Linked DNA regions of Homo sapiens: region 2 is linked to region 1. A link is an interaction called in ENCODE POLR2A ChIA-PET data of the cell type or tissue named here. Cell type or tissue: MCF 10A. All regions are shown on one strand. Region 1 holds the start of BDKRB1 (bradykinin receptor B1). Region 2 overlaps C14orf132 (chromosome 14 open reading frame 132).

Region 1 (5,000 bases):
CAGCTACACAGGAGGCTGAGGCAGGAGAATTGCTTGAACCTGGGAAGCGGAGGTTGTGGCGAGCCAAGATCGCACCACTACATTCCAAACTAAGGCACAAAGACAGCACCTGTGAAAATATCTGGGCTAAAATATTTATGCAATTCCATATGCAAAGAATTGGACTTGAGAACAGCCTCTGCCTGGCAGAATTTGCTGAGAGCTTATCACTCAGAACCTGCACAGGGAACATTTTCTCAATATATTATGGTTCAAGAGAAGAGTCAATTGAAGGTACTAATTTAAATTTGTTAATTGTAAAATTTGTGGAAAAAAGATTTCAGGCAATTATATGGAAAAATTAAAAATAACAAGACCCCACTGAAGAAAATACATTCTTGTGAAAAATGCCAGTGACAGGGTATCAGTCAGGTACAAGAAACTGTAGCATGTGAATATACAACAAGAACAATTATTTTGCTTATCTTATTTTTAAATGTTCAGTTGATTAACATAAACATGTTTTCTTTTGCTTTAATATTCATAGGTGTATGCATATATATTTAAAGACTTTTTTGAAAATAGTTTTTATCTAGAACTACTTTATAACACCATCAATATAATATAACCATTTTGTTGGATTTTTTCCCCTTCCTTCCTTCCTTCCCTTCATTCCCTCCTTCTCTCCTTCCCTCCCTACCCTCCTTCCCTCCTTCCTTCCTTCCTTCCTCCATCCCTCCCTTCCTCCCTCCCTTCTTCCCTCCCTCCCATCCTGCTTTCCTTCCTTCCTTCCTTCCCTTCCTTCTTTCCTTCCTTCCTTCTTTCCTCTCTCTTTCTACCTGTAAATACTAATTTTTGGGGGAAATAATTTTTGACTATTGGGGTGCCCCGGCAGTGTGCACACACATGGCCTGACCATCCCTCTCCTAGCTATCTCTGATGATGGCCAGGAAGCTGAGGTCTATGGTGACAGAGGCTGGCAGGTGGGAATCTGTAGAATTCCCCGGCGATTGGTTGGGATTTCTCAGGGAGAAAGGAGGCGAGGTCCTGACCTGTGGTGGAGGGGCTGGGGCATTGAGAGTTTGAGAAGAGATGGGAGGGTGTTGAGCACTGATATGGTTTGGCTGTGTCCCCACCCAAATCTCATCTTGAGTTGTAGCTCCCATAATTCTCTCGTGTTGTGTGAGGGACTTGGTGGGAGATAATTGAATCATGGGGATGGAGAACAAAGCCAAGCCAATATCTTGACTTTAGCTCAGCGAGACTGAGTTTGAACTCCTGATCTCCAGAACTGTAAGATAATAACTTGCATCGTTTTAAGCCACTCACTTTGTGATAATTAATTATAGCAGCCTTAGGAAACCAGCACGGGGGTGAGGCTGCACCCTGCCCAGGAAGCCAGAGACGACCAGCTACGCAGGGACTTTAGCTCGAACCTGATTAGGTCAGTGGACACCGCCCCCATCCCCAGGACGGGGAGGTGGCTGGGGCCACTGCAGCCACAGCATGTGTCTGCTCACATGGGGCTTATTTTTAAAGGGATTGTCCTCACCTGCTGCTGTCTGTGTTTATAAAGTTGGCTAGAGAGGAGAAATCTTCCTTTGCCAGTTTTCAGCTTTAGCTCTGATATTTGCCTGGAACATAGTAGGTGCTCAATAAACAATATCTCTGGATATTGTTAGTAATATGTGACCCTATTTGAAGAACTCAGAAGGGGCACTGGGCAAGTCTACAAGAGATGGCAATTCTGTAATTCCTGTGTGGTATTTTCTGAATTCTGCACATTTTAACCTAGGCTATGAGACAGTGTGACTTTCTTCAACAAATTAGTTAATTCTTCAAATTAACTCCAATTTCAACAGCATGGTGATGTTAAAGGCATTGGAAATTCAGCCACAGATGTTAAAGACCATCAGCACGGTCACATAGTAAGATGCTACTTTCAAGCCACGAATAACCCAACCAGTTATTGGTCTTATGAAATCTTGTAAGCCATCCCAGAGAGACTAATTTAATTTTTATGATTCAGAATTTGCAGGCTGTAACTGGTCAGTCCATGCGAACTCTGGTGGCTGCATTCAGCCCTGACATGTTTCACCTGACTTTGATATAAGGAGCTACTGGAACCTTCCTACGAGTTCTAAAACCTTTCCCTCCTCCTCCTGTTCTGGAAAAGCAATTAAGACCCAAACTAGGCATGAAATAAAAGTCTCTTAAATTGATTTAGAATTATTTTTAAAAAGTACCCTCACAGAAGTGGAAAATTTTGCCAATAGGTAGGTGTAAAAGGAAGTTTTTTGTTTTTCTAAGAGACACAGATTTCCTCTCATATTGTACTCTCATAAAAGAAAAAAAAAAGGTGGTCATTTACTTACTCAGGCAGAAAATGAAGGCGTTCACAACTGTAGTTGGGTTTTCTGATAGTGAGAGCTGCTTTTGGAGGAGTTTTCTCTTCTGGGAAGTGCTGTGGAGATGTGGTTGCTTTAAATTATATAACCTCCGCTCCAGTGATGTCATTGTGGGGATTGCCGCAAAAGTGAGTCTTTCGGGACTCACTCCAAGTGGATTTGGAAGGAAAAATCCACTCTCATTTCACTTTGCACTTTAGGGATGATAAGAGATTATTCAGCTACCATCTCCCCCTTTACTTTGGTACCATCTGCAGAGGTCTGCAATCCTGCCCAAGACCTGTATGTTGGCAAACACGCCCTAAAAACATGTTTTGACATCGCCAACTTGCCCCAAGGCTCGCAAAGTGTCAGTGAACATTGAGGGATGGCTTTTGGCCCCTTCACTATTGGCTTCTGAATGTCTGGGGCTCTGCAGCAGCTTTTGTGGGAGCCACTTCGAATGGCCTCTTTTGAATTTTGGTCATGAAAGATACATCGCCAAGAATCCATCAGAGTGGACCCATCACACAAACAGAGAGCTAGGAAAACGTTTGACTCATGCAATGTTCAGAGTTGAGTAAGACCAGATACATTTTTTCCTAATCCTCCTTGGCGTCTCTCAAATTATGTCTGCATGGGTCAAGTTGAACTACTCAAGACCTCATGTTTCAGACAGTAAGATATTTTTGGCTTTGAGAATCAGGTGACAAGATTCTCCAACTGAAGGCCCCTTACCTGTCAACTTACAAATTAAGATCTTTCCAGGCCACCCCCTACACGTAGGAGAACTCATTCATGCCAGAATTCAGGACTTCGAGTCTGACTTCTGGAAAGGTGACCCTCCAAATGTTTGGAGCAGAAGGTGTCACCTCTGTCTTTAGAATCTTGCCTTTTGCTTGTGTTCCCTTTTTCTGCTAGTGACATCTCAGCGGGAGCCAACTGCACTTCAAGTTTTCCTGCTGTCTTCTCCTGTTGCTGAAGACCTTAAAACTGTGGAAGTAGGTGGAACAAATAGCATTCTGAGGCTCAGTAGCGGATGTACATTTCAGGGAAGAAGCTGGAATTTGCCTTAGAGGATAGGATGGTCCCCTCCTATCAGGAGAGACCTCCTGGGTGGGATTTTTAATAAAAAAAAATTGTCAACAGGCAAGCATCTTCCATTACTCCCGGGATAGATCTGAACCGGAGGAAGGCTCCAAATCTTAGCCTTTCCTGTTACTTAGTAATGTAGGCGGGGGTCTCTCCAGCCCGTGGCTGGCTTATTCTCCCTTCAGTATGAGTTTAGACTATACTGTTTCTGAGAAGCGTTTGTTCTTAGGAGATGTCTCCCTGTTTATTCACCCAGGAGTGCGTATAAGGCCAGCTCTGCCACAAAGAGCACGTGCAGGTCTCATCTCTGCTTTGCCTCTTGCTGGAAGACAGTCTGTGAAGAGAGCTGGCCTGAGTGAGCTGGACTTCGGAGATGCATCTGGCTGCCTTGCCAAGGTGGTGGAGGGCGGAAAGGAAAGTTCTTTAAGAAGACCCACGTTTCCCCTTGTTGCTCATCTCCACGGGAAATGCGAGACAGGCCCGGGCTCAGGGGAGCAGAGGGTCTCCTACTGTCTCTGGGGCCAAGGGAGTGGGGCTGAGGGCAGGGGGAGGGGACCCCAAATCTGTGAAAGAAAAGCAGGTCCCTATAGTGTGGCAGAAGATAGCAGGGGACTAAGAAGTGGGTAGGCACTGAGGACCCTCTTCTGAGGCTTCGCTTGCCTTTTTTCTTTTTTTTTTGAGACTGAGTTTCGCTCTTGTTGCTCAGGCTGGAGTGCAATGGAGCGATCTCGGCTCACTGCAACCTTCGCCTCCTGGGTTCAAGCGATTCTCCTGCCTCAGCCTCCCGAGTAGCTGGGATTACAGGCACACACCACCACACCCAGCTAATTTTGTATTTTTAGTAGAGACGGGGTTTCTCCATGTTGGTTAGGCTGGTCTCAAACTCCCGACCTCAGGTGATCCACCCACCTTGGCCTCCCAAAGTGCTGGGATTACAGGCGTGAGACACCGTGCCCGGCCAATGCTTGCCTTTTCTGAATTTAGTTGTTTGTAATTCCCACAGCCTCTATAAGGTTTGGTTAAACCTTACAGTCTGATGTGTGCTGTGCTTGATGAAGTCCCCTGGGTACTTGGGTGAAGAGGTGGTCACAGAGGATAAAGGCCTGCCTCTGGAAATAGAGGACAGGCCAACCTTCCCTGGGGTGTCCTAAATACTAGTGAGGGGGCACTCCAGGCAGGCTGGACTCCCTGTAGTATGCGTGGGCTTGGGCCATACTGGATGTGTATTCAAGGGAAGGTGAGCTCTGGAGTTTGCAGCCCCTGGGGACATGCAGTCCCAGTGCCCACTGTGACATCAAGGGCCACTTTTCAGTTCTCTCATCCATCAGTCCTGGAGTTTTTTTCTCCTTTACTTTTCTAGTCATATCCAGCAGGTTCTTCAAAATGAAAGACTCTAGTACATGTCACCCAGCAGACCTCTACAAATAGCACCCAGATGCTGAGCCTCTCCAGGGTTCGTTCTTAGTCCTTACACGACATCTGATGTCTCCAGTATTCTCCCAATTGTAGACGGAGGACAGAAAGCCACAGCTGGGCAGAATT
Region 2 (5,000 bases), 170 kb after region 1:
TGGGCATATCTATCTTCATTGTTATTTGAGAGATGCTGGTAAAAAAAAAGCTGATGAAGAAACCACAGGAGACCAAGATGGGGCAACCCCGAGGAAGTCACTGTAATCTGCAATGCAGAGTGGTCGAGGCCTCCAATGCCCTGGACCATCTACTGCTCTGACACTGAAAAGGGAGAGAGGCTTGAAAACTGAATTTAACCGACATTTATGTTAGGGCTGGAGGCTGAGGGGCCTCCATAGGGAAAACTGCAGCCAGAAGCACCCGGTGCCTGGGATGCTGGAGTCCTCTTCAGGGCTAGAAGCCATCCTTTTTCCTCCTGCCTTCTCCTCCCTTCACCGCAGCAAACACAGAACCCTGTCTCCCGACTGCCATCTCCATGGGCCATTTGGAGGCCAGGGAGCTGCCTCCTGTATCTTTACAGGGGTCAGGCCCTCCTAGGGATGTGGGGCCAGAGGGAAGATTTGAGCATGTGGGGCAGAGTGACTCCATGAGGACGTCAAGCAACCCCGCCATGGCTCTGGGCTTCTCGCCTTGGGTTTTCTCATGGAGACATCCATCTGTTAAAGATCTTGCTTATGGGGCAGACCTGGGGTTTGATGGAGAGAGACTTGCTGGAGACAGAGCCATTCACGCACACCGCGGCTAACTCCCCAGCCCAGCCTCCACCCTGCCAGTGATTCCAGGAATTCCAGACAGGTGGTCCATGTCCCTTCTCCCTCATTGTCAAGGGTCAGGTTCTTTTGCACTCGTGACCTCCCCTTAAGCTGATGCACTGGCAGATGATATACGGTGGCAGTGACAGATGTGATCGGTAAGAACTGGCAGCCATGAGCAGGCACTGTCTGGAGCCAGGCTAGTAATCCTATTAACATGGCGGCTTCCAGGGAAGAGTGCCGCTTCTGGACAACTAAGATGTCCCTTTGCCTGTCATCAAGAACACTCATTTCTCCTGAGACCACAGCGGCAAGTCCAGCTTTCTTGTAATTGTCTCTAAATATACACGAGAGCTTCCTAACCAGCTTTTTAAGTTTCTCCACTACAGAGGGTGTTATTGACACAATTCTTCTGTTTTTGCAGTGTATAAAGTGAGGAGAAAGCCTCTCTGGGCCTAGAGGTGAGTGAGCCCCCTTCTGGGACCTTTCCCACTCTATCTGCACTGGGATGCTGCCTTGGGAAGGTGTGGGGGGTGGGGGTGGGGGTGGTTCCTGTGCAATAAGATTTCCTAATGAAGAAAGAAAAGTGTGCCCTTCTCTCTGGTTTTTACTTGGAAGCTTCCTTGCTTGCCAGGACCCCAGATGCTGATATTTCAGAATTTAAGGAAGTGGCTTGGGCAGAAGCACTTTCACAGCTTCAGGAGAATGCACGGTATCCACACTGAATGTAAAGGACGGGTATCTGAGCAGCCTGCCAATCTCGCACCCACCTTCAAGATGCCTGGACATTCTCCTGAGGGCAGCTTCTCAGCAACCTCCTCAGGGAAGTGCTTAGTTGGGGCAGAGAGCTCAGTGAGCTGAGAGTGAGGACACATCTTTCTGTTCCGACTCCTCCACAAACCTGCCTGGTGACCACAGGCAAATCACCCCCCTTTCTGACCCATCCGTTGAATAATTCAGTGGATGTGAATCTTGTTCATCTTTAAAATTCCACGATTCCTCAGAGAAGAAACAGCATTCTCACGTGGGTGGCCTGAAGAGTCCACTGCCTGGCACATCTAGCTCTTAAAGACATCCTCTCCTCTTCTTAAAAAGAAGAGAAAGTCCGACCAGGAGATAAAAACCACCAACAACACCCCCAGAAACCCCACCTATTACCAGTAACCCCCCATCCCTGGGTCTCCCAATGCACTTGGGTCTTGGAAGGGACCAGGTGTCTGGTGGCAAAGGTGCCATTTCAAAGTCAAACTAGGAACATCCAATGGCCCTACTAGATGGCCAAGGGACTGAATGTGAAACCAGAATTGGGTCAGGAACACTGAAGTTCTGAGGGCTGCTCTTGCCCCAGCACCCCACGCCCTAGGTTCGATAAGTTTGCATAAAAACAAGACACACGAGTGATTATTTACCACCAGCAAGCGATCATCAAATCATGTCTATGTTTTAAACTTAACTAGCTGTCTCATCTGGTCCCATGTTCCTGGAATGTAGTTTCAAGGATCCCCAATCTGCCCTCTGAAGGCCTTGCCCCGTCATGCCTCTAGGGGCAGGAGGCCCATACTTCCATGTCTTCTGACTCAGCTTGACCACAACATGGGATATTTGAAATCAGGGCTGCTGGGGAGAAATTCCAGAAGGACGGCCGCCGCCCCTGGTCAAAACTCCTGGTTCTAGAACACAGGAGAAGCCAAAGGCCGACAGCAAGTCAGAGCTACGTGCCAAGCCTCACCCCATGGTGGTGCAGGGTGTGCCGTCCTCAGAAGGTGAAGGCATACACCACGCCCACCACCACGATGTTCCCCAGCGTAGCTATGATGGCAATCCATAGCAAGACGGCGTCGTTGGAGGACCGAGGAGGATCTTCCGGCTGGCCCTGGCCATTGGCAGCCGCGTGGACATTGGCAGAGGAGTTAAACAGGGAGTACTCGGTGCTGAAGTCCTCGTTGGGCGAGTCCATGAAAGCTCCCCCCATCATGGGCAGCTGCAAAGAAGGAGAGAGAGAATTATCCAGGGCCATGGGGGCTTGGGCAGATGTACCCTGCAAAAGGGAAGTGGTCTGGTCAAACAACCCCACATGAAGCTACGATCTCTACTGCACCTGCAAAATGGGGCTTTGCTTTTGTGGTTTTATCATTGATGGTAATTTATAAAAATCAGTGTTCACAGCAGCCTTTTGAGGCAGACATTCTCATGCCCACGCTACTATGAAAGCATCAAGGAACTCACCCAACAGCTAGCTGGTGACTCACCAGGACTCACAGCAACCCCTCCAGCCATTCCCCTCCCCCCATGCCAGGCTCCTCCATAACGATATGGGTTGTAAAATGCCTTCATTCCTCTTCTAATTTTAAAAATAATATATGCTTAGCATAGAACCCTAAGAAAATATAAAACAGGATAAAAAATGAGAATCATGATCCCACCACATAATCAGTGCTAACATTTTGATGGTTTTTCTTTCCAATCTTTTTTTCCTCTGTGTGTGTGTGTGTGTGTGTGTGTGACAGAGAGAGAGAGAGACAGAGTGAGAGAGAGAGACAGAGACAGAGAGAAAACACATTTAAACGTGTTTTTTAATCCCTGTTTCAAAATGGCCATCAAAATTCCATTTTAACAATTGTGTATTATTCTATCATGAACATAAGCCACAGTTTAACCACTCCCCTAGTGTTGGAGATTTAGCAATTTCCACTTTTCCTATGATAAATGATGCACTGATCAACATCCTTGTACATCCATTAGCATGTACATGCATCATGGTACACACATTGTTATCTATTAGGGCAGACTCCCCGACACACAATTTCTGAGTCAATGAGTATGAACACTGTATACCTTCCGGTGGATAGGAACAAATACGCTAGAAGAGGTTCCCTAATTCCCACCGCCCACGCCGCACATCACTGCACACGGGATGCCAGAATGTTTGCATTCATGAATCAGAACTTCCTATTTCTGTTTTTAAAGGTTCTCTGCTGCTCAGACTTCAGGTGGGAGGTGGGGTGCTCCAAGGGAGGGGGTGATCCCGGACACAGCAGTGAAGAGGAGGCCCCTTCCTGCCCCAGCCCAGGAGGCCCATGTCCAGGCTTCCCAGGCCCTCTCCAGAGGCAGAATATGCATGTGCATTCCTGGGCTGGCACTGACACCTATTTGGCCCATAATCAATGTTTCTTTTGAAGGGAACCTGAATGAATGAACATGACACAGTGAGGCCTGCATCGGATGCACAGTTACCGAGCACCGCATGAGACAGTATTCTGTGTGGAGCTCCTGCTATGGTCAGGGGCTGTGCTAGAGACATTAAAATACTCTCAATCACTCAACAATCCTGGTGGAGGCTAATACTGCAACCCCATTTTACAGGTGGATAAGCAGAGGTCAAGGCCATAGCACTAATCTGTGGTGGTGTCAGGGTTGAGTGCCACGAGTGTCTGACTGTGAGCCCAGGCACTCCCGGCTCTGCATGCAGCCCCATGGGCTTCAGGGTCAGGCTCCTGGAACATGAGAGGCACACACGTGCCTGGGCAGCTGCTGCTCAGAAGCTCTCTGGCCTGCCTTGAGTCTCAGTGGCCTCCTCTTAAAGGATGACCATTACCAGGTCACCAGGTGGCCCTTGAGCATCTGCTTCTGATGGACTCCTGCCAGGAGGCACTCGGCACCTATATTCCTAACATGGTGCTGTCCTTGAGGGGATGGAATAGGGCAGTTATTGACCTAGAGAGTGCAGTGACTGGAAAGGACTGCTATGGGGCTCAGGGCAGGCCAGGTGCAATTTCTGAGTGGGGGCTGCAGGTTACCATGCTGTGTTCACCCCTCGTGGGGTACATTTTTATATGAGTACTTCTTATATGTATAACATATTCTATTACTATATTTCAATTAAATATAATGACCAATGCAAACAAGAATATTACAACAGTTTTTTATGCTAAAAATACAATTATAAGTGTAAATAAAAGAATTGCAGGTCAGATGGGGTGTGGGTGCATCAGACACATGCCAGCCTAATGGGAGGCTTCCCCTTCCCCAGGCGACATCATCGGTGCCTTTGCCCAACCTGTCCACAACAGAAGGCCTCCAGGCTAAGGTAAAGCCACCAACATTTGCTGGTGGCCTCTTGGAAAGCAGGCTCAGTGTGAGAAGCTGTGCTTTTTTCCTCTTGGGCATGACGGGGGCTGCAGGGGATTGTTCTGCCCCCACATCCCCCCGCGACCCCTGCCAGATTCCCAGGAATTAACCAGCGTTCCTGTCCCTTCCCACTCATTGCTTCTTGTCTCTTCTCTCTCACCAGGCCCATGCTGCTGGCTGCTCAGACAGATGTCTCCCTGGACTCCACGAATGGGATC

Evidence for each region. ChIA-PET counts read pairs that join two places held together with the same protein. Peaks named below come from ENCODE experiments on the same cell type or tissue, not always from the same donor. Only the 100,000 strongest peaks of a DNase experiment are listed, where the experiment ranks them.
Region 2: POLR2A ChIA-PET joins it to region 1 with 5 read pairs; 5 of 35 experiments call an interaction of 5 or more read pairs at or near these places.

Annotation. Positions count from the first base shown.
Region 1 is chr14:96,253,655-96,258,654 of GRCh38, reverse strand. BDKRB1 (bradykinin receptor B1) reads right to left here and starts at 2,445. Exons shown (of 3, transcript NM_000710.4): 1 at 2,355-2,445. RefSeq lists an enhancer at 4,950-5,000. In MCF 10A, a CTCF peak has its summit at 2,010; DNase peaks (open chromatin) are centred at 2,024 and 2,894.
Region 2 is chr14:96,084,146-96,089,145 of GRCh38, reverse strand. C14orf132 (chromosome 14 open reading frame 132) reads right to left here. Exons shown (of 2, transcript NM_001252507.3): 2 at 1-2,635. The coding sequence ends at 2,411. Among named protein-coding and RNA genes, the nearest start is that of C14orf132, 47 kb to the right of the region's middle. RefSeq lists an enhancer at 1,923-3,122. In MCF 10A, a CTCF peak has its summit at 2,181; DNase peaks (open chromatin) are centred at 2,285, 2,905 and 3,525.